Regions from separate parts of the Homo sapiens genome. Here regions 2 and 3 are each linked to region 1. Evidence: read pairs that join two places in POLR2A ChIA-PET (ENCODE). Cell type or tissue: HepG2. All regions are shown on one strand. Links, peaks and the distances in the headings refer to the core of each region. The heading gives the core; the rest is flanking DNA.

Region 1 (7,623 bases), core at 2,295-6,294:
TTTGTCTCACATAGCATAATGTGCCCCAGGTTCATCAGTGCTGTCACCAATGGCAGGATTTCCTTCTTTATTATGACTGAATAACATTTAACTGTATATATGTGTATGTCATATACTTTTTTTTTTCTTGAGACGGCATCTCACTCTGTCGCCCAGGCTGGAGTGCAGTGGCGTGATCTCAGCTCACTGCAACCTCTGTGTTTTCATATATTCTTTATCCTGTGTCATAGTCTTTAGAATTTTTTTTTTTTTTTGAGATAGAGTCTCGCTCTGTCACCTAGGCTGGAGTGCAATGGTGCGATCTCGGCTCACTGCAACCTCCACCTCCAAGGTTCAAGTGATCCTCCCGCCTCAGCCTCCCGAGTAGCTGGGATTACAGGCACACATCACCATGCCTGGCTAATTTTTTGTATTTTTAGTAGAGACAGGGTTTCACCGTGTTAGCCAGGATAGTCTCGATCTCCTGACCTTGTGATCCACCTGCCTCGGCCTCCCAAAGTGCTGGGATTACAGGTGTGAGCCATCGCGCCCGGCCTTTTTTTTTTTGAGATGGAGTCTCACTCTGTCGCCCAGGCTGGAGTGCAATGGCATGATCTCGGCTCACTGCAAACTCCACCTTCAGAGTTCAAGCGATTCTCCTGCCTCAGCCTCCCGAGTAGCTGGGATTACAGGCGTGTGCCACCACGTCCAACTGATTTTTGTATTTTTAGTAGAGATGAGGTTTCACCATGTTAGCCAGGCTGGTCTCAAACTCCTGACCTCAAGTGATCTGCCTGCCTCGGCCTCCCAAAGTGCTGGGATTACAGGCGTGAGCCATCGTGCCTGGCCAGAAAATTTTTTAGAGACAAGGTCTCACTCTGCTGTGCAGGCTGGAGTGCAATGGCGCAATGAGAACTCGCCGCAGCCTTGAACTCCTGGGCTCAAGCCATCCTCCTGCTTCCCAACTAACTGGGATTACAGGTGTGTGCCGCCATGCCTGGCTAATTTTTATTATTATTATTATTTTTTAGTAGACTCAGGGTTTTACCATGTTGGTCAGGCTGGTCTCGAACTCCTGACCTCAACTGATCCACCTGCCTCGGCCTCCCAAAGTGCTGGGATTACAGGCATGGGGGCCCAACCCAAAATAGTAAAATGTCATCTGTTCCCTGAAATTAGCGACAAGAGAAGCTTTCAGATGTGATCCAATTTAAATTAATCATGGCGAATGTAGTATACAATGAAAAAATATAGAAAGGAGAAAATTGTTCTGGGTGGGAGAAACAGCCAGAGGTTAGGCCCTATGGAAGGAGCGGGTCTTGGCTCTTTCAGGCACAGCCAGAGCCTGTGTGACTGGACAGAGGGGAATGGGGAGTGACAGCCAAGGGGGGTCGAGTGACAGGAAGTGAGGCACATCACTTTGTGGGGAACTCATCAGCCACAGTAAGGACTTTGGCTCTGAGTGACTCCTCCAGGCCTTTGCACAGAGCAGTGATCTCATCTGACAGCTGAGACTAGATCATAGGGGACACATACAGACACCGGGACACCAGTTAGGAGGCGAAAGCCGCACTAGATGAGAAGTAGGCGTGTCAGCTTGGGTGTCACAGTGCAGTCCTGTGCAAGAGCAGCATAAGAGGAGATCTAGGCCGGGCGCGGTGGCTCACGCCTGTTAATCCCAGCACTTTGGGAGGCCGAGGTGGGCGGATCATGAGGTCAGGAGATTGAGACCATCCTGGCTGACAAGGTGAAACCCCGTCTCCACTAAAGTACAAAAAAATTAGCCAGGCGTGGTGGAGGGCACCTGTAGTCCCAGCTACCCAGGAGGCTGAGGCAGGAGAATGGCATGAACCCGGGAGGCGGAGCTTGCAGTGAGCTGAGATCGCGCCACTGCACTCCAGCGTCGGTGACAGAGCAAGACTCCGTCTCAAAAAATAAAAAATTTAAAAAAAGAGGAGATATAAAATTTCCTCATGGGCTCAAGGTGGGGCAAGACAGAGCAGGAAGAATCAAGGAAGACTAATTATTTCACACAGGAAAGCTGGAATAATGGAGTTACCAGCAACTGAGATGTAGGCGGTAATATGTGGACCAGGCTCTTGGGGAGAGGATGAGGATATACTGCAGTGCAGCTGAGAATAAGGCATTCAAGTGGACACACATGTAATAATGTCTTTAGGGGCACTGGTCACAATGGAAAAAATTTGAAAATACCCGAATAGTCACTAGCAAGCAGTGGAATTAATGAACACTAACAATATATCCCTATGAGTGAATATAAAAGAGTGATAAAGGGGCCAGGTGTGGTGGCTCACGCCTGTAATCCCAGCACTTTGGGAGGCTGAGGTGGGTGGATCAGCTGAGGTCAGGAGTTCGAGACCAGCCTGGCCAACATGGTGGAACCCCGTCTCTACTAAAAATACAAAAATTAGCTGGGTGTGGCCACACGTGCCTGTAATCCCAGCTATTCGGGAGGCTGAGGTAGGAGAATCGCTTGAACCCAGGAGGCGGAGGTTGCAGTAAGCAGAGATCGCGCCATTGCACTCCAGCCTGGGTGACAGAGCGAGGCTCCATCTGAAAAAAAAAAAAAAATTAGCTAGTCATGGTGGCACATGCTGCCTGTAATCCAAGCATTCTGGGAGGCCAAGGCGGGTGGATCACCTGAGGTCAGGAGTTGGAGACCAGCTTGGCCAACATGGTAAAACCCTGTCTCCACTAAAAATACAAAAATTAGCTGGACGTGGTGGCACACACCTGTAGTCCCAGCTGCTGGGGAGGCTGAGGCAGGAGAATCAATCGCTTGAACTCAGGAGGCGGAGGTTGCAGTGAGCCGAGATCGCGCCACTGCACTCCAGCCTGGGTGACAGAGCAAGACTCCGTTTCAAAAAATAAAAACAAAAAATAAAAGAACAGAATTATCATCTATCACAAATTCTCCATCCTGGAAAAGGAGAATAACTGATATTTTAGCGAGTTTTTGTAATTCACCAAATTATATACCAAACATTTTTTTCTTGTAGGAATGTATTCATTTCGGGGCGTGTCATAATAAAAGAGAGATTTTCTCTCTTTCTCTGCGATTCTTTTTCCCGGGAGCCCCGTCAAGGGCTAAGCCCTGGAATCCCATTTGTCATCACCGAAAATAAAACAACAGATGTGAGAAACTTAACCACACGGGCAAAAAAGGAACAGAAAATAAAAAGAAAAAAAAAAGGCACGCTAGAATTTTTAACAAATGGAATGTAAGACGAGAACTTTATTTTTTTCTGAAATTCACCTCCTTGGAAATATTTTATCTTTCAAACTCTATTATTTACTGTATGTTCCATTGACTGAAAAAATCTGAGGCTCAAGTAACCAAATCAATCTTTAGAAGGAGAGAGGCCCAGGCAGGGGCGGCTGGGCTGGAGTCCGGCCTGCGGGCCTTTGGGGTCAGGCCAGCCCGTGCCGCCACGTGGAGCGCCCGCACCACCTGTCCACCCCTCGCCCCTCCCAGGGACGTGGGCCTGGGCCCAAAGTCTGCATCCAAAGCGCATTCTGCTTTGGGGCTGTTGCACCGCCTCGCTGGGGTGAGGTTTTTTTTTTTTTTGTTTTGTTTTTTGTACTTTGGGTTAGTTTTTCTTCCAATTAACTTCGCGAGACCCCACAGGGCAGGAGTCATTTCTGCCTTTTTTTCCCCTCCATCCCAGCGTCCTGACAACTACGACTTTCCAGGGAATGAAGACTGGGGCAGGGGAGGAAACTCCCCGCAGGACCCGGGGGTGACACAGGGACAGAGGCTGCATGGGGGTTCCGGGCGGCTCCCCCGGGAGTTTCAGCGTGTTCTGGCCGCTTCCAACCCTCCCCTCCCAGGGCTCCGGCTCCGGCTCGGCTCCTGCCCTGCACTCACCATGTCCTGTCCGTTCCTGAGCTCTTTGAGGAGCTCCCTGCTCCTCGCAGCCGGTGCAGGTGAGCACGACGGGGACACCTGTGGTCACTCAGGGCAGGCCGGGTGTGCTCTGCAGGGAGGACAGCAACGCCCCGCCCCTGGGGCTGTGATTGGATGGTTCTCTTCTCTGCTCATCTCTGATTGGAGAGTTCACCAGTCACATCCCAACTCCCCTGATTGGACAGTTCTTTAGACTCTGCCCCTCCTCTTCTGGTTGGTCAGCTTGCTATCCCCTGAGCTCCCCTGATTGGGCAGTTCTTCAGGCCCCACCCCAGCTTTCCTAATTGGTCATGTTTCCACGCCCTGCCTCAGCTCCTTTGATTTGACAGGTCTCCAGGCTCTGCCCCAACCCCCCTGATTGACAGTTCTCATCCGGATGCTCCACCTCAACTCCCCTGATTGGTCAGTTCTCTAGGCCCCACCCCAGCTGCCTGATTGGTCAGTTTTCAGGTCTCGGGTCCTGCAGGCAGCAGCCCCCATCCACGGTGGTCTCCTTCCTGAAATGAAAGTGGTACTGACTTAGAGGGAAACCTGGGCCCTTGGGGTATCCACCGTAGAAAAAAGCAGCTTCTTCTGTCCTCAGTCTGTTGTCAGATTCCATGACACTGGAGGAGGTCCCCTCTCTCTCCTGACCAGTAGACACCTGGGGAGGCCCATGGGGTCAAGTGAGTGACCAACGAAAGCTTTACCATTCCCTAACTAGGGTCAGCACAATTGCTAGAACTGAACTCTTGAGCCATTAGCAATGGTCTAGCCAGCCGGGCGCGGTGGCTCATGCCTGTAATCACAGCACTTTGGGAGGCCAAGGTGGGTGGATCACCTGAGGTCAGGAGTTTGAGACCAGTGTGGCCAACATGATGAAACCCTGTCTTTACTAAAAATACAAAAAATTAGCCGGGTGTGGTGGTGGGTGCCTGTAATCCCAGCTACTCGGAGGCTAAGGGGGAAGAATCGCTTGAACCTGGAAGGCGGAGGTTGCAGTGAGCTGAGATTGCCCCACTGCACTCAGCCTAGGCAACAAGAGGGAAACTCCGTCTCAAAAACAACAACAACAACAAAAACATAGAAAACAAAACAAAACAAAAAAACCGAAAACACACTTAAAAAAAACTGTGGCAACAACTGTATCCTAGGTCAATATTTTGAGGTTAAAGCACTCTGGGGATATTTTGCCTCACAGTTTCTCAAGTAAAAATCAAGGTCACGAATATCTGTGTACCTATGAAAACTCAAACACCACAGCTGAGCGCTCAATGTGCAGGCAGATGAATAGTCTACAGGCAAATGACATATAATCAAGGAGGCATAATCCCTGGAAGCCTGTTGGTAGGGCTGAGAGCAAATAGATTTTATAGGGTCCCCGCCCACCTTTGCAGAGGCTATTCCGTATACTGTGATCACGGAAGCCACTTAAATGCAAATATTCCTTACCAATCCCACCAGACGTTCTCCTGCTGAGCCACAATACAGGGTTTCACCAAGACCCGCCCTTCCCTTGGGGTTACAGATGCTACTGACAGTGATCAAGGTGCTCAGTTCTTTTCTCAAACGACACTGTAGCGAGATTGATAAGGAATCAGAGAGACCGATGGGGTTCAGGAGGATATTTATTATTTAGCTGCACCAGCCCAGTCCGATTAACACCCAAAGGACTGAGCCCTGAACAAAGAGTTAAGTTACCTTTGAAGCATTTTGTGGGGCCGGGGGAGATCTGTGCAGGGGGAAGCATATTACAGAAGCGAGAGACAAAGAGAGTTATTCAATTAATTGAGACGTGCATTACATCATTTCTTACTTTTCAAGGCAAAACATGTTTTGCAACTTGAGTTTATCTGTCTAGTGAACTTGCAGCTGCACAACTAGGGAAACAGGGCCTTCACAATGCCTGGGAAGGGAGGAGAGATAAGGCTCACTAGCCACAGAAAAACAGGCAGTTAATTTTTAAAAGACTCCAGCTCTTTCTTGTTCTCAGGGGGAATTGGGTTTTCTTACATACAACTGAGTTTCTGCTTACACATTCTTTAATCTGTTTTAATTCCTGTTCCAACACAACACTGGGCTCTTTTATTTATTTATTTATTTATTTATTTTATTTTAATTTTTTGAGATGGAGTCTCGCTTAGTCACCAGGCTGGAGTGTAGTGGTGCAATCTCAGCTCACTGCAACCCCTACCTCCCGGGTTCAAGCGGTTCTCCTGCCTCAGCATCCCCAGTAGCTGGGACTACAGGTGCCCGCCACTACGCCCAGCTAATTTTTGTATTTTTAGTAGAGACAGGGTTTCACCATGTTGGTCAGGATGGTCTTGGTCTCTTGACCTCGTGATCCACCTGTCTCAGCCTCCCAAAGTGCTGGGATTACAGGCATGAGCCACCATGCCTGGCCAACGCTGGGCTCTTGAACAAGGCGTTCAAAGCAACTTTCTGCTCTCTTATACTCTCGGGCTAGAGGCCTCCTAGAACTGATGGCTCAAACAAACCTTGCTGACATTACAGACCACACATGGTCTTCTAAACGGGTCTTCTCCACTGTGTGCAGCTTTACTTAGGCTCGACCCCAGCCTTTAGGGCCCCCTACTTTGTCCTGATCATCAGACTTACTGGCACCTTAGAGTACAACCCATAACACATGCTTCTTTCTTTCTTTTTCTTTTTCTTTCTTTTTTTTTTTTTTTTTTTTTTTGAGACAGAGTCACGCTCTGTTGCCCAGGCTGGAGTGCAGTGGCACGATCTGGGCTCACTGCAAGTTCTGCCTCCAGGGTTCACGCCATTCTCCTGCCTTAGCCTCCCGAATAGCTGGGACTACAGGCGCCTGCCACCATGCCCGGCTAATTTTTTGTGTGTTTTTAATAGAGACAGGGTTTCACCGTGTTAGCCAGGATGGTCTCGATCTCCTGACCTCGTGATCCGCCCGCCTCAGCCTCCCAAAGCGCTGGGATTACAGGCGTGAGCCGCCGCGCCCGGCCACCATCTTTAGTTTCTACAGGAGAACTACACATCCGATGCTTCTAGCTTCCTTGGCTATTGTTTTAGGCTACCGTTACCTTCTTGCTTATCAAGTTGCATATTTACTTCTTGGGGCTAACTAGGTGACTGAAATTTACCTTGAAGAAAAGCAAGATTGTTCTTTATTTCTATGCCTGGGAGATCCACAGGCCGTGAAGAGGGAGTCCCTGCTCCATCTCACACCCACTCCCAAACCTCCTCTTGAGACAAGTGTGCTAATTTTCTGCTCATTGCACATACTTTTTGGGCCACCACGGGCACTGCCTTAGGCACACATGATGTCATCCTGTCAACTCAAACCATGAAGCCATCGGAAAACGTTCAGCACACTCTAACCACACGCAGCAGAGAGCTAATGCTTTAGATGCTTTCCGTGAAGGACAACGCTCCCTGGCAGACTCGACAGCTGATGACTGCTTGGCTCCGGGCTATTTGTTGGCCAGCCAGGGAGAGTTATGTTCCCTTAAAGGGGCTGCTGGCTATACGTGGGTACTGGAAAGTTTCCACAAATAACAATTGTTGGGGACCAGCCTTAACATCACCCGTAGGGTACCCAAAGTCCAGTGGTGACGAAGGAATGAGAAGAGACAGGTTAAGAGTGCATAAAGAGGCAAGGTGCAGTGGCTCACGCCTATAATCCCAGCACTTTGGGAGGCTGAGGCGGGTGGATCACAAGGTCAGGAGATCGAGAGCATCCTGGCTAACGCAGTGAA
Region 2 (7,623 bases), core at 2,074-6,073, 180 kb after region 1:
CATTTCAGCCTCTGTGTTGTCAGAGCTCTAACAGTTAACTTCAGAGAATTGCATCGAATATGGTTTTTTTTTTTTTTTTTTTTTTTTTTTGAGTTGGAGTCTCACTCTGTAGCCCAGGCTGGAGTGCAATGGCGCCATCTCAGCTCACTGCAGCCTCCGCCTCCCAGGTTCAAGTGATCCTCCTGCCTTAGCCTCCTGAGTAGCTGGGATTACAGGCGTCCACCACCACACCCGGCTATTTTTTGTATTTTTAGTAGAGACGGGGTTTCACCATGATGGCCAGGCTGGTCTCGAACTTCTGACCTCAGGTGATCCACCCGCCTTGGCCTCCCAAAGTGCTGGGAGGCCCACCGAGCCCGGCCCAAATGTGGTCTTGTTAGGAGCGTTTATTCCTGTAGCCTCCATAATGAGAAGGGCTTAATGATTTGGGAACAATTTTATATAATTATTTTTTTTCCCCTATAACACGGTGCCATGCATAGTATGATTGGCATTTTTTTCCCCCTTTTTTTTTGCATTATTTTTATTTTTGTTTATTTTTTTCTTATTTATTTATTTATTGTATGTATTTATTATGTTGGGGCAAACATAATTGTGGTCTTTGCCATTAAAAGTAATATTTTTTAAATTTACATTTACATTTTTTTTTGAGACAGAGTCTTACTCTGTCGCCCAGGCTAAGTGCAGTGGAGTGATCATGGCTCACTGTAGCCTCCAACTCCTGGGCTCAAGCGATCCTCCCACCTCAGCCTCCTGAGTAGCTGGGACCACAGGCACGCAACCCCGTGCCTGGCTAATTTTTGTTTTATTGTAGAGATGAGGTCTCGCTATTTTGCCTAGGCTGGTCTCGAACTCCTGAACACAAGTGATCCTGCCACCCCGGACTCCCAAAGTGTTAGGAGGACAGACGGGAGCCACTGTGCCCGGCTAACAATGGGTTCATTTCTCTCAACTCCACACTTTATTCAAATGTCATTAATCTTCCCCTAATGTCCTTTCCTGCCCCAGGACCCATCTAGAATCCCACGTGACATTTAGCCGGCTCGTCTCCGGGGGTTCTTCCAGGTTGGGACCATGTCTTAGATGTTCGTTACCTCTCGTGACCTGGACGGTCTTAGGGGGACCGGCTGGGTATTGTGCAGACTTACTTCTGATCTAGGTTTGTCAGATATTTCTCTCGTGATCAGACCGGGGTTACGGGTTTCGGGAAAGAACACGTAGGGGTGAGGTGCCCTGTTGCTCTCTCCCTGCTGGGGATCCTTGAGACCCTGGTGACTTCCTACTGGTGCTGTTAACCTGGTTCTCCCAGCCCAGGTGGCCTTAGCCCACCTACCAGCTACTCTGAGGTCATTCTTGCTGAGGGAACTCCCCACTTCCCCAGAGCACTGACACCGACTCCATCCTTCGTACGGCAAACTTTGCTTTTCATCTTTGCATCATGATTTCTTTTTTCTTTTGTTGAGACGGAGTCTCGCTCTGTCGCCCAGGCTGGAGTGCAGTGGCGCGATCTTGGCTCACTGCAAGCTCCACCTCCTGGGTTTACACCATTCTCCTGCCTCAGCCTCCCGAGTAACTGGGACTACAGGCACCCGCCACCATGCCCGGCTAATTTTTTGTTATTTTTAGTAGGGACGGGGTTTCACCGTGTTAGCCAGGATAGTCTCGATCTCCTGACCTTGTGATCTGCCCAGCTCGGCCTCCCAAAGTGCTGGGATTACAGGCGTGAGCCACCGCGCCCGGCTATTTTATCTGGAGGCAGAGTTTTGTTCTTGTTGCCCAGGTTGGAGTACAGTGGCACGATCTCAGCTCACTCAGGTTCAACTGATTCTCCTGCCTCAGCCTCCCAAATAGTTGGGATTACAGGTGCGTGCCACCTTGCCCGGCTAATTTTTTGTATTTTTAGTAGAGATGGGGTTTCGCCGTGTTGGCCAGGCTGGTCTCGAACTCCTGACCATGTGATCTGCCTGCCTCGGCCTCCCAAAGTGCTGGAATTACAGGCGTGAGCCACCGCGCCCGGCATCATGATTTAAACTTCTTGGCCAGGCTGGTGGCTTACTCCTGTCATGCCAGCACTTTTTTTTGTTTGTTTGTTTTTTGAGATGGAGTTTCACTCTTGTTGCCCAGGCTGGAGTGCAATGGTGCGATCTCGGCTCACCGCAACCTCTGCCTCCCGGGCTCAAGCGATTCTCCTACCTCAACCTCCCAACTAGCTGGGATTACAGGCATGGGCCACCATGCCTGGCTAATTTTGTATTTTTAGTAGAGGCAGGGTTTCTCCATGTTGGCCAGGCTGGTCTCGAACTCCTGACCTCAGGTGATCCACCCGCCTCGGCCTCCCAAAGTGCTGGCATTACAGGTGTGAGCCACCATGCCCAGCCTAACCCCAGCACTTTGGGAGGCCAAGATGAGAGGATTGCTTGAGCCCAGGAGCTTGAGACCAGCCTGGACAACATAGTAAGACACCATCTCTACAAAAAAGAGAAAAAAATTAACTGAGTATAGTGGCGCATGCCTGTAATCCCAGCTACTCGGGAGTCCGAGGCAGGAGGGTCGCTTGAGCCCAGGAAGTTGAGGCTGCAGTGAGCCAAGATCATGCCCCTGCACTCCAGTGTGGGTGACAGAGCCAGACCTTGTCTCAAAAAAAAAAAAAAGAAAAAAAGTGGCCAGGCGCGGTGGCTCACGCCTGTAATCCCAGCACTTTGGGAGGCCGAGGCGGGCGGATCACGAGGTCAGGAGATCGAGACCATCCTGGCTAACACGGTGAAACCCCGTCTCTACTAAAAAATACAAAAAGTTAGCTGGATGTGGTGGCGGGCGCCTGTAGTCCCAGCTACTCAGGAGGCTGAGGCAGGGGAATGGTGTGAACCTGGGAGGCAGAGCTTGCAGTGAGCCGAGATCGTGCCACTGTACTCCACCCTGGGCGAGAGAGCGAGACTCTGTCTCAAAAAAAAAAAAAAAAGAAAGAAAAAAAGTAAGTAAAGTCTCTTTTGACCCCACCCTACAAAGGCTCCGCTCCTTGGGATCGTTTCAGGGTGTTGGAAACTCGTCGTCTTCCCCATCTTGGCGGCAAACACTGAAGAGAGCTCAGGAGAGACATCTCCCTTCTGATTGGAGACATATGCGTCCTGCCGGTCCCGAATGTGTTGCGGGGATTGGCCGGGATCCCAGTGCTGGAGACTGAAGCAAGCAGGCACCGGGCCGGGGTGTTGAGCGCAGCTTTGCCTGAGATGCAACATTTTTAAAAAGGAGGGGGGAGGCCGGGTACGGTGGCTCACGCCTATAATCCCAGCACTTTGGGAGGCCGAGGTGGGTGGATCACCTGAGGCCAGTAGTTGGAGACCAGCCTGGCCAATGTGGTGAAACCCCGTCTCTACTAAAAATACAAGAATTAGCCAGGCGTGGTGGCGGGTGCCTGTAATCCCAGCTACTCGGGAGGCTGAGGCAGGAGAATCGCTTGAACGCGGGTGGCGGAGGTTGCAGTGAGCTGAGATCGCACCACTGCACTCCAGCCTGGGCGACAGCGTGAGACTCTGTCTCAAAAAAAAAAAAAAATGCTGAGACAGAGACCACACACGGCTGGGAAACTGCCTGACAGCTGGCACTTTCTGCCCCCTGGCCTCTGGGACCAAGATGACACCCCTGGGTCCACATTCTCGCTCTGATGAAGTGTCTGGTAAAGGCAGAGGATTGTTGGAAAGCAGGATATCGGTGGGGGCTGAGGTGGGGTTGGAGTGTCCTTGGAAAGTGAAACTGGGCCGGGACAGGAGAGCTCTGGCGAGAAAGAGCTCAGGCCTCCTCTCGCGGGGACAGTGAATGGGGCCCTTTGTTTTGCCAAGGCCCTTTTCTTAGTGGCCTCTTTTCACTGGGCAAACAACGGCAGGGTGTCGCTGGGTGTTCAAGGCCGTCCCCTGCCCACCAGGCCCTCGTCTCGGGAGGAGGACACCGGGCGGTCACGGACGTTACTGGGCATCCGACGTTTGACACACAGTGGACGGGGCCTCGTGACTTCCCACCCTGTCCCCCGTCTCTGACTCTCAGCTGCTTCCCCTCTCTCACTTTCTTTTGTTTTGCTTCCCTTACTTTACTTTGAGACAGGGTCTCCCTCTGTCACCCAGGCTGGAGTGCAGTGGTGCGATCACAGCTCCCTGCAGCCTCTGCCTCCTGGGTTCCAGCCATCCTCCTGTCTCAACCTCCCAAGTAGCTGGGACCACAGGTGCATGCCACCACGCCCGGCTGATTTTTAAATTTTTTTGTAGAGATGGGGTCTTGCTATATTGGCCAGGCTGGTCTCCAACCCCTAGGCTCAAGCTATCCTTCAGCCTCGGCCTCCCAAAGTGCTGAGATTACAGGTGTGACCCACTGCACCCAGCCTTCTCTTCATTTTTCATTGTGGTAAATTACATGTAACATAAAATTTCCCCGTTTAACCATTTTTTGGGTACATTTAACCAACCACTGTCCCCTCCAGAACTTTCTCATCTTCCCAAACTGAAACTGTGTCCTCATGAAGCACAGACTCCCCAGCCCCCTCCCCAGCCCCTGGCACTCCCATCCTACTTTATTTTCTTTTTTCTTTCTTTTTTTTTTTTAGACAGAGTCTCGCTCTTGTCACCCAGGCTGGAGTGCAGTCGTGCGATCTTGGCTCACTGCAACCTCTGCCTCCTGGGTTCAAGCGATTCTCCTGCGTCAGCCTCCTGAGTAGCTGGGATTACAGGCGTGTGCCGCCACGCCTGTCTAATTTTTGTATTTTTAGTAGAGACAAGGTTTCTCCATGTTGGCCAGGCTGGTGTTGAACTCCTGACCTCAGGTGATCCACCCGCCTCGGCCTCCCAGAGTGTTGGGATTACAGGCGTGAGCCACTGCGCCCGTCCAATTTTTGTATTTTTAGTAGAGACGAGGTTTTTCCATGTTGGCCAGGCTGGTCGTGAACTCCTGACCTCAGGTGATCCACCCGCCTCGGCCTCCCAAAGTGCTGGGATTACAGGCATGAGCCACTGTGCCCGGCCCCCATCCTACTTTCCGTCTCTGTGAATCTGAGGGCTCTGGGAACCTCTTAGGAGTGGATCACGGAGGATGTGTCCTTCTGTGCCTGGCTTCTCTCACTGAGACTGAGGTCCTCAAAGTGCATCCTCATCGTGGCCTGTGTCAGGATTGCCTGCTGTTGAAGGCTGAATCATACTCCGGGGTGTGTATGGACCACGCTACGTTGATCCGTGCATCCGTCCAGGGTCACTTGTGTCGCTACCACTTTGGGGCCTCCATCAACAGCACTGGTGCGGGCCGGGCACGGTGGCTCACGCCTGTCATCCCAGCACTTTGGGAGCCTGAGGCAGGCGGATCACGAGGTCAAGAGATCGAGACCATCCTGGCCAACATGGTGAAACCCCGTCTCTACTAAAAATACAAAAATTATCCGGGCGTGGTGGCGGACCCCTGTAATCCCAGCTACTCGCGAGGCTGAGGCAGGAGAATTGCTTGAACCCAGGAGGAGGAGCTTGCAGTGAGCCGAGATCGCACCATTGCACTCCAGCCTGGGCGACAGAGTGAGACTCCATCTCAAAAAAAAAAAAAAAAAAATGGCCAGGCTGGTCTCGAACTCCTGACCTCAAGTGAGCCACCTGGCTTCAGCCTCTCCAAGTGCTGCGATTACAGGCGTGAGCCACCGCGCCCGGCCCCATCATTTATTTTTAAACCCATAGACTTGCTGGTCGCACTTCTGTGCCCGGTGGGATTTTTGTCCATTTGACGTCGCTTTTGCAGCTCGGCCCCCTGGGGCTGAGGGCGGATTTGAGCTCCTCTGGCCGATGCTGTCCACCAGCTCCCTAGCCAGCCCCTGCAGGAGCTCCTTTCTTGTTTCTGCACGGGTACCTCCCGGCAGCAAGCCCGTCCCTGCCCGAGCTGGCCCGTCCCTGTGCAAGAGCCGGTCAGCCCCAGGCAGGTTTTTCACAGCTCAGTTAATTTCCCTCCCTCCTCCTCCAGGGTCTCTCTCTTGTTTTTCTCCTCACCTGGAATGCCCTCGGTTCAGGCTTTCACCATCTCCGCCTGCTCCAGCTCCCCTGTTTCTTCTCCCTGTCTGATGTCACCTTGTGCTTCAGTGACACCTTGAAGTTTCCGGGCTCCCACCCGCCTCCCCACTGCCAGTCTTTATCAGAGCCTGCATCTTCTTCTTTGGCCTGAGCATCGTTTTTGTTTGTTGGCTTTATCTGTAGAAGAGGCTCCTACCTCAAGAGCAGGTAAGAAGACCACACAGAAGGCGTGGAGAGTATCTAGCAGGTATTCCGGGGAAAATAGTCTTTTTAAAAAAATTAGAGATGCGGGTCTTGGCCGGGAGTGGTGGCTCACACCTGTAATCCCAGCATTTTGGGAGCCGAGGCAGGCACATCACCTGAGGTCAGGAGTTCGAGACCAGCCTGGCCTCCCACCCAGGCTGGCCTAGGGCAACATAGTGAGAACCCATCTCTATTTTTTTTTTTTGAGACGGAGTCTTTCTCTGTCGCCCAGGCTGGAGTGCAGTGGCACAATCTCGGCTCACTGCAACCTCTGCCTCCCGGGTTCAAGCGATTCTCGTGCCTCAGCGTCCCGAGTAGCTGGGATTACAGGCATGCGCCAGCACGCCCAGCTAATTTTTGTATTTTTACAAAATTTAAAGAGATGGGGTTTCACCACGTTGGCCAGGCTGGTCTCGATCTCCTGACCTCGTGATCTGCCCGCCTCGGACTCCCAAAGTGCTGGGATTACAGGCGTGAGCCACCGTGTCCTGCCGGGAGTCCTTATTCAGTGAGCCCAGGATGGAATCTTCTAGAATGCAGTAGACTGTTATTTGAATGCCTCCCTCACTCCTACAGTTGCAGCTGCAGGTTTCCGATTGCCCCTCACCCCAGCATTGCAGTTACCCCCAGAGCAACCCCTGGCAGCTCTTCTGAGGCTCTGTCTTCAGATGAGGAAACCAAGGCTCATGGCGTGGAGTGGGAGACTTCACCGGATGGGGTGGGAGCAGGGGCAGGGATGACCCCTGCCTCCCTGTAGCTCTTCTTTTTTTTTTTTTTTTTTTTTTTTTGAGATGGAGTCTCGCCCTGTTGCCCAGGCTGGAGTGCAGTGGTGTGATCTCTGCAACCTCCGTCTCCCGGGTTCAAGTGATTCTCCTGCCTCAGCCTCCTGAGTAGCTGGGACTACAGGTGCGTGCCACCACGCCTGGCCAATTTTTGTATTTCTAGTAGAGACGGGGTTTCGCTATGTTGGCCAGGCTGGTCTCGAACTCCTGACCTCGTGATCCGCCCGCCTTGGCCTCCCGAAATGCTGGGATGACAGGTGTGAGCCTCCGTGCCCAGCTCGCCCTGTAGCTCTTTTATGAGATGGCTCTGTCTGCATTTTGCACAAACTCTTTCATCTCCGTGATGGAACCAGCCACGTTTCCTTGCACATTTTTCCAGGTAAAACTCCGGCTTCCTTCTAGCTGTGGAGTTGATTATACCAGGACCCCTCATGTTAAAAACTATCAGCTTCAGGCCGGGCGCGGTGGCTCACGCCTGTAATCACAGCACTTTGGGAGGCCAAGGTGGGTGGATCACCTGAGGTGAGGAGTTCAAGACCAGCCTGGCCAACATAGTGAAACCCAGTCTCTGC
Region 3 (7,623 bases), core at 2,074-6,073, 320 kb after region 1:
ACAAGCCCCTCAGAGCCCAGCAGGGCCATGGTCACTCTCCCTGGGGGACAGTCACAGAAGCTGGGGCTTGGTGAGGAGGTGAGCAGAGGTGGCCGGGAGCGGTGGCTCCTGCCTGTAATCGCAGCACTTTGGGAGGCTGAGGTGGGCGGAGATCACTTGAGGTCAGGAGTTCAAGGCCAGCCTGAACAACATGGTGAAACCGCGACTCTACCAAAAAATAAAAAAATTAGCCGGGCTTGGTGTTGGATGCCTGTAATCCCAGCTACCAGCTACTCAGGAGGCTGAGGCAGGAGAATCGCTTGAACCCGGGAGGCGGAGGTTGCAGTGAGCCGAGATTGCGCCACTGCACTCCAGCCTCGGCGACAGAGCAAGACTCCGTCTCAAAATAAGCCAGCAAGGAGGGTCGCCACGGGGGCTGGATGAGAGAGTGCCTCCCAGCCGCTCCTTCTGCTGCATTCTACCCACTTCCTGTGAGCCAGTCTCAACCCAAACACTCTTTCCCCATCCCACAGGGATTCTGAGAATCAGGGCACCCCAGACCCAAGGCAGCCACATTTCCCTTTTCCACTGAGAGCGGAAAGAGGCCTCGGCACTTCCTGGGGCAGCCCAGGATTTGGCCGTGTTTCTGCATTAGCAAGAAAAGGCGTAATGGAATTTGGATAGACAAGAAAAGGGGATGTAAGCGTGAGCAAAACCACACACTCCATTTCATTGTTAGAAATTCCATGCGTGTCATCAAAACCTCATCTTGGGACAGAGGCCAAGACGAACTCACTGTCACAAGGAACTTTGTGCACAACAAGTGTGCTGGCTCCCCTGTCACCCCCGCCCTCACCCCCGGCCTGCTGGCTGACCCCAGACACAGCAGCCTTGTGTTTCCTCCCTCCTGGTCAGCTGGTGCCTGGTAGCTGCAGCGGTGGTAGCTGCAGTGGTGTCTCTCCAGAAGGTTCTGGGGGAGAGACTGAAATTCCCATGCTTAGCCTTACAATGCCCCGGCCCCGTGCAAACCTCCAGATGAAAACACAGCCCCGGCCAGTGCGGTGGCTCACGTCTGTCATCCCAGCACTTTGGGAGGCCGAGACACGTGGATCACAAGGTCAGGAGTTCAAGACCAGCCTGGCCAAGATAGTGAAACCCCGTCTCTACTAAAAATACAAAAATTAGCCGGGTGCGGTGGCGGGCGCCTGTAATCTCAGCTACTCAGGAGGCTGAGGCAGAGAATTGCTTGAACCCAGGGGGTGGAGTTTGCAGTGAGCCGAGATCCGCCACTGCACTCCAACCTGGGTGACAGAGTGAGACTCCATCTAAAAGAAAAAAAAAAAAACACAGCCCTGTTTAAGCCCTCCGTGCATGTCCTCCTCCACCTCCACCCCCACGGCTGCCATTTTTGCCAAAACGTATATCCTGGACTTGCCTTCTTGCCGTTTGCTGTGTTTGAGCGTCGAGCGTTGAGCCAGACACAGTTGGGTTGGCACAGGAGTCAGGGTTCTCTCCGGGGGTCCTGACAGTTTGCTGCCAAACCTTCATGTCCAGACCTAGTGTCCCCCCTGGGGTCCCTCGGGTTTGCAGTTGCCTTGGCATTGAGGATTCAAGGTGTGTGGCAGGAACAGGGACCCAGGAAACCCTTTGGTGGCCTCAGCCTGCCCAGCTTTGTCACTTGAACCTGTCGGGATGCAAACAACATGCACAGTTCACGAGAAAGCCGCTCCTGGCTGGAACATCCCTTCGACCAGGGTCTCTGGGTATCAGCATCTCTGACATTAGGGTCAGATTATTCTTGAGAGGGGGTTGTCGCTGTTTGTTTGTTTGTTTTGTTGTGTTTTGTTTTTTGAGACAGAGTCTCGCTCTGCACCCAGGCTGGAGTGTAGTGGCACGATCTTGGCTCACTGCGACCTCCGCCACGTGGGTTCAAGCGATTCTTCTGCCTCAGCCTCCCGAGTAGCTGGAATTTCAGACGAGCGCCACCAGGCCCGGCTAATTTTTGTATTTTTAGTAGAGATGGGGTTTCACCACGTTGGCCAGGCTGGTATCGAACTCCTGACCTCAAGTGAGCCACACACCTCAGCCACCCAAAGTGCTGGGATTACAGGTGTGAGCCACTGGGCCTGGCTAGGTTTTTTTTTTTTTTTTTTTTTTCCAGACAGAGCCTCGCTCTGTCGCCCGGGCTGGAGTGCAATGGCGCGATCTCAACCCACTGCAACCTCCGCCTCCCGAGTTCACGGCATTCTCCTGCCTTAGCCTCCCGAGTAGCTGGGATTACAGGCGCCCGCCACCACACCCAGCAAATTTCTTTTGTATTTTAGTAGAGACCAGGTTTCACCACGTTGCCCAGGCTGGTCTCGAACTCCTGAGCTCAGGCAATCCGCCCTCCTCGGCCTCCCAAAGTGCTGGGATTACAGGCGTGAGCCACCATACCTGGTTTTTGTTTTTTGATTTTTGTTTTCCATTGTTAACATGAAAACATCCGTAATGATCCCTAGCCCTCAGGGAGAAGCTCCCTGGGCCTGTAGTTTTCCGGGACTTTCTAACAACACCAGGGCTGGAGTGGGGTGGCCCTGGAGATGTCACACATGATACTGGTGACCTCTAGCCATTCTGATGATGTGACCTGGAGCCCACGGGCCACAGCAGAGAACCCCAGGCTCGAGGTCCATCCTTGGCCATGTGTGTGCCCGGACGGGCCGGCCCCTGCTGCAGAGCCCAGAGGGGTGGGCCTACCAGGCCACGTGTGCCCATGCACAGCAGCAGCACCTGCTATGGATGGAGGTGGGGCAGGCACTTCACATCCGAGGGCTGCCTGGGCCTGGGAGCCTCTGTCCTGGGAAGGAGATCGGCCCTGGGAACAGAGTGGGTTCCAGGAAGTAACACCCTTTGTGAACTCCCTGCACCATGGCCTCCAGCCCCTTCCATCCAAGTGGCATCTTTGGTACCCAGTGTCTGGGATGTGCTGGGGTTGGCAGAACAAAGGCCTCAAAGACATCCATGTCCTAATCCCTGGGAGCTGTGGCTGTGTCACCACACATGGAAAAAGGGACTCTGCAGGTGGGATTGAGTGAAGGACCACCTGAGTCATGAGAGCACCACCGTGGATGATCCGGGGTGGGGGGGCGCAGTGACCTCACAGGATCCTCACGAGAGGAGGCAGGAGGGTGAGAGTCAGAGAGAGACTGAAGAGGCTGTGCTGTGTCTGTGAAGGGGGAGGAAGGGTCCCGAGCCGAGGGATACGGGCACCTCTAGGCGAAAGGCGGGAAAGAGATTCTCCCCTGGAGCCTCCAGGAGGGACCAGCCCTGCCTGTGCCTTGATTTTAAACCAGTGAGGCCCATGTTGGACTCTGAGCCCAGAGCTGTGAGATGAGAAACATGGGTCGTGTGCAGCAGCCACAATGTCACAGGACACAACGAACGTCCAGGGAGCTGCCAGTGTGCGGAGAAGGGGTTTTAGTGCAGCCTGGCTGTGCATAGATGGTTGCAATCAGGGGCTTCTCAGAGGGGATGACATCGGTGGGGCTTTGCAGGATGTGTAGGAGTTTTCTGGGGGGGGGGCATGCGTGGAGAAAGACCCACCTGTGCTGAGGTGGGAAGGCCCGGTACTGCCCTCTGTTCTCTTCCTAACCCTCCTGCCCTTCAGCTCCCGAGCACCACCGTCACGAGGCCGGCGCTGCCCCTTGCCCTGGCCCGGGGCCAGGGTGACAGCATTTCCTCAGCCGGGAAGCCCAGAACTGGAGTGACAGGAGCCACGGGGTTCAGTGTCCTGGCCCGGCCCCGGTTCCCGGGCTTGCAAACTCTCACATGACCGTGGTCATCCCCCGCCCCCGCCGACCCCACCGCCGGGTGGACAGAGAGCAGCTTTTCTTTTCTCCTGCTCCCGTCACCGCGGCGACCAAACCCACACTGGCGGCGCGTCACCCTCTGTCGTCGCGGCCTCTTTGTCTGAACAAGCCGGCTCATTCTTAGGCTCCAAGCTCCGGCTGAAGGCAGCGGCGGGACCTGCCCCGCTGGTCTATTTTTCACTTTCTCGTGGGCACCTCATTCATTCCCTCTCTTTAGCCCCTTCTAAATATAGCTGCCCCGGGGACCGATTTAGCCTGAGAGCAAAGGGCCCACACTGACAGGGACAGTCACAAGGCACTATTTTCCAGCCAGTGCGGCCCTCCCTTCCATGTGGCAGAGGCCCTCCCGCCCGCAGCCCTGGGCCCCACGGCCCTGCCTTGAGGTCACAGAGCCACCAACGGTCAGAGCTGGCACGGAAGGCCCCACACACAGCCGCCCTCCCAGGCCCTGCTGGGCGACCTGGCCCTGGAGAGGCTGCAGGTGCAGGGTGGGTGCCCACGCTGGGTGCAGGGTCTCTGCATGCAGACCCTGGTTGCTGAGGGGGCCCTGGGGTTCTGTGGAGCGGGCAGCAGGTGTGGCCAGTCTCAGACCTGTCTCTTGTATTGAAGTTTCCATTTCAGTCGGGCTCCCCGGGCTCTGCGTGGGTCCCCTCTTTGGCGTCCTGGTGAGAACATGGCAGGCCGTGGGGGGCCTGCATCCCAGCTGCCAGGGGACACATCAACGCCTGATCGTTGCCCTGTGCCTTCTCACCCTGATGCCCTGTGTCCGCTCTGGAAGCTGTGTGCACCTTTCTTTTTCGTTTGTTTGTTTTGTTTTGTTTTGTTTTGTTTTTGAGGCAGAGTCTCGCTCCGTTGCCCAGGCTGGAGTGCAGTGGCGCGATTTTGGCTCACCGCAACCTTTACCTCCCGGGTTCAAGCAATTCTCCTGCCTCAGACTCCTGAGTAGTGGCATTACAGGTGCCCACCACCACTCACGGCTAATTTTTTTGTATTTTTAGTAGAGAGGGGGTTTCACCGTGTTGGCCAGGCTGGTCTCAAACTCCTGATCTCAGGTGATCCACCCACCTCAGCCTCCCAAAGTGCTGGTATTACAGGCATGAGCCACTGCACCTGGCCTTTTTTTTTTTTTTTTTTTTTTAAGACAGTTTCGCTCTTGTTGCTTAGGCTGGAGTATAGTGGCGCAATCTTGGCTCACTGCAACCTCTGCCTCCCAGGTTCAGGCAATTCTCCTGCCTCAGCCTCCTGAGTAGCTGGGATTACAGGCATGCGCTACCATGCCCAGCTAATTTTGATTTTTTTTTTAGTAGAGATGGGGTTTCACTATGTTGACCAGGCTGGTCTCGAACCCCTGACGTCAAGTGATCCGCCCGCCTCGGTCTCCCAAAGTGCTGGAAATACAGGCATAAGCCACCGTGCCCGGCCTATGTGTGCACCTTTCTGCAGAGTCTAAACCAGGGTCCCCTAGGCACTGTAGACATGGCGGCCAGATTGTTCTCTGAGGTGGGCCTGTCCTGGGCACTGCAGGGTGCTGAGCAGTATCCCTGGCCTCCACCCACTCCATGCCAGGAGCACCCCCCAGTTACGACAACCACAGATGTCGCCAGACAGCGCCCAGGGTCCCCTGGGGGACGGAATTACCTCTAGGTGAAACCCCCAGGGATAGGGGATTCCACGGACCCCCAAGAGACTCTGCGTCCCATGATCCTCTGCTGTGCTGAGGTCCCAGGAGGCTGCACACAATGAAATCCACACCGAGCTGGGAGGGAGAGAGGAGGTGAATCCCAGGAGTTGGGGGTCCCCCTGGTTCACACCATCCATCCCGTTGGGAGCTTATTCTAGTGTGGGTAGGGATTGAACCCCATTTTCCCCAAATAATTAACTCAGGGTCTTCTCCCTCAGCACTGTGGACAGTGGGGTAAGATCCTTCTCTGGGGTGAGGCTGTGCTGGGCACTTACGGTTGCTGAGCAGCGCCCCTGGCCTCCACCCACTCCATGCCAGGAGCTCCCCCAACCCCGACAACCACAGATGTCTCAGGCATCGCCCAGGGTTTCCTGGCGGGGCTGAATCACCCACCCCCCCAATTAAGAGCCACTGTTGGCCCAGCACGGTGGCTCATGCCTAAAATCCCAGCACTTTGAGAGGCCAAGGTGGGCAGATCACCTGAGGTCAGGAGTTTGAGACCAACCTGGCCAACATGGTGAAACCCCATCTCTACTAAAAATGCAAAAATTAGCTGGGCGTGGTGGGGGTGGGGGGCGCCTATAACCCCAGCTACTCAGGAGGCTGAGGCAGGAGAATCTCCTGAACCCGGGAGGCGGAGGTTGCAGTGAGCCGAGATCGCGCCACTGCACACTGTCCTCAGGGGCTTCTGTGAGATGCACTGAGGTCCTCATGGCTCCCGGGGGTGCTCATGGCTGAGGCCCTCGTGCCCACAGCAGGCGTGCAGATGTGCACATTGACGCAGGTGCCCAGGGACACAGCTCTCTGCAAACCCAGCTGCCCCAGCCACTGTACGAAGGCGACTTGTTCCTCACAGTGCCTCGGAGCCTTCTCTTCTCTCCCAAACTACTGTTCCATTTTGTTTGGGTTTGGATCTTTTCCTCTCTAAACATAACACCCTGTCTCTCTTGTCTCTGAACACTGTGTTCTCAGAAGCAGTCATCCCTCCACGGGGAAGGGCTGACGTTTCCACTCCAAGCATTGTCTCCCCTCCTGCCAAATCTGGTTGCTGGTTTTGTTGCTTGGGGTTTATTTTTCTTTCCTTTTTCGAGGCAGGCAGAGGTTTGGAGGGGTGAGAGGTGGGGGATTGCCAGACCCCCAGGAGGAAAGAGTCCAGGAGCTCTGCGAGCTATAAAGCTACTGGTTCTGGAAGTTTTAGAGCCAGATGAAGGTTGCTTCTGTTCTCACGTTGCTGCTGCAGGCCGGCCGCCCCTCCCGCCTTCAAGGCCACCTTCCCCCGGGGCTGACTCACCCCGGCACGCCGCGCCACACAAGGCTGGCTCTGCTTTGATGAGCAGACTGGAAAAGCGCAGCCGCCTCATTGTGGAGCTGCCTGGAAGCCGCCAGAGCCCGCTCTGAGCTGGAATTCGCTGAGCCTGACTTCCTGTGCCGTCAGGAGAGCAAACGCCCGCTGGCCTTAGGAGCCGGTTTACAGGAAGCAGCCATGGGAGGACGGTTTGCTCGGCTCATGGAGAAGCAGCCACCCTCTGCACGGGTTTTAATGCTGCACCCTCATCTCAGGGCTGTGAAAAGAAAAATTGCAGGCCGGGAGCGGGGGTTCATGCCCGGGATCCTAGCACTTTGGGAGGCCGAAGCAGAGGGATTGCTTGAGCCCAGGAGTTTGAGACTGGCCTGAGCAATACGGTGAGGCCCCAGCTCTAAAAGAAAAAATATTAAAAATTAGCCGGGCATGGTGGTGCACACCTGTAGTCCCAGCTACTCAGAAGGCTGAGGTGGGAGGATCTCTGGAGGCCAGGAGGTCAAGGCTGCAGTGAGCTGTGATTGCACCACTGCACTCCAGCCTGGGTGACAGAGCAAGACCCTGTGTCAAAAAAAAAAAAAAAAAGGAGGCCAGGCACGGCGTCTCATACATGGAATCCCAGGACTTTGGGAGGCCAAGGCAGGTGGATCACTTGAGATCAGGAGTTTGAGACCAGCCTGGCCAACATGGTGAAACCCTGTCTCTACAAAAAAATAAAAATAAAAAATAAGCCTGGTGTGGTGGTGGATGCCTGTAATCCCAGCTACTCGGGAGACTGAGGCAGGAGAATCACTTGAACCTGGGAGGCGGAG

Evidence for each region. ChIA-PET counts read pairs that join two places held together with the same protein. Peaks named below come from ENCODE experiments on the same cell type or tissue, not always from the same donor. Only the 100,000 strongest peaks of a DNase experiment are listed, where the experiment ranks them.
Region 2: POLR2A ChIA-PET joins it to region 1 with 9 read pairs; 1 of 35 experiments calls an interaction of 5 or more read pairs at or near these places.
Region 3: POLR2A ChIA-PET joins it to region 1 with 5 read pairs; 1 of 35 experiments calls an interaction of 5 or more read pairs at or near these places.

What each region holds. Positions count from the first base shown.
Region 1 is chr19:2,863,670-2,871,292 of GRCh38, reverse strand. ZNF556 (zinc finger protein 556) reads right to left here and starts at 3,958. Exons shown (of 4, transcript NM_024967.3): 1 at 3,869-3,958. The coding sequence starts at 3,871. In HepG2, for the core only: no CTCF peak of the experiment used is centred there; DNase peaks (open chromatin) are centred at 3,462, 4,222 and 5,692; H3K4me3 peaks cover 2,891 bases.
Region 2 is chr19:2,682,090-2,689,712 of GRCh38, reverse strand. The region is part of intron 1 of GNG7 (G protein subunit gamma 7); the gene reads left to right. Among named protein-coding and RNA genes, the nearest start is that of GNG7, 17 kb to the left of the region's middle. In HepG2, for the core only: a CTCF peak has its summit at 3,597; a DNase peak (open chromatin) is centred at 3,732; H3K4me3 peaks cover 633 bases.
Region 3 is chr19:2,542,995-2,550,617 of GRCh38, reverse strand. The region is part of intron 3 of GNG7 (G protein subunit gamma 7); the gene reads left to right. Among named protein-coding and RNA genes, the nearest start is that of GADD45B, 71 kb to the right of the region's middle. RefSeq lists enhancers at 2,913-3,857, 4,703-4,842, 5,376-5,425, 5,506-5,555, 4,951-5,769 and 3 more and a silencer at 6,316-6,405. In HepG2, for the core only: no CTCF peak of the experiment used is centred there; DNase peaks (open chromatin) are centred at 3,347 and 3,787; H3K4me3 peaks cover 966 bases.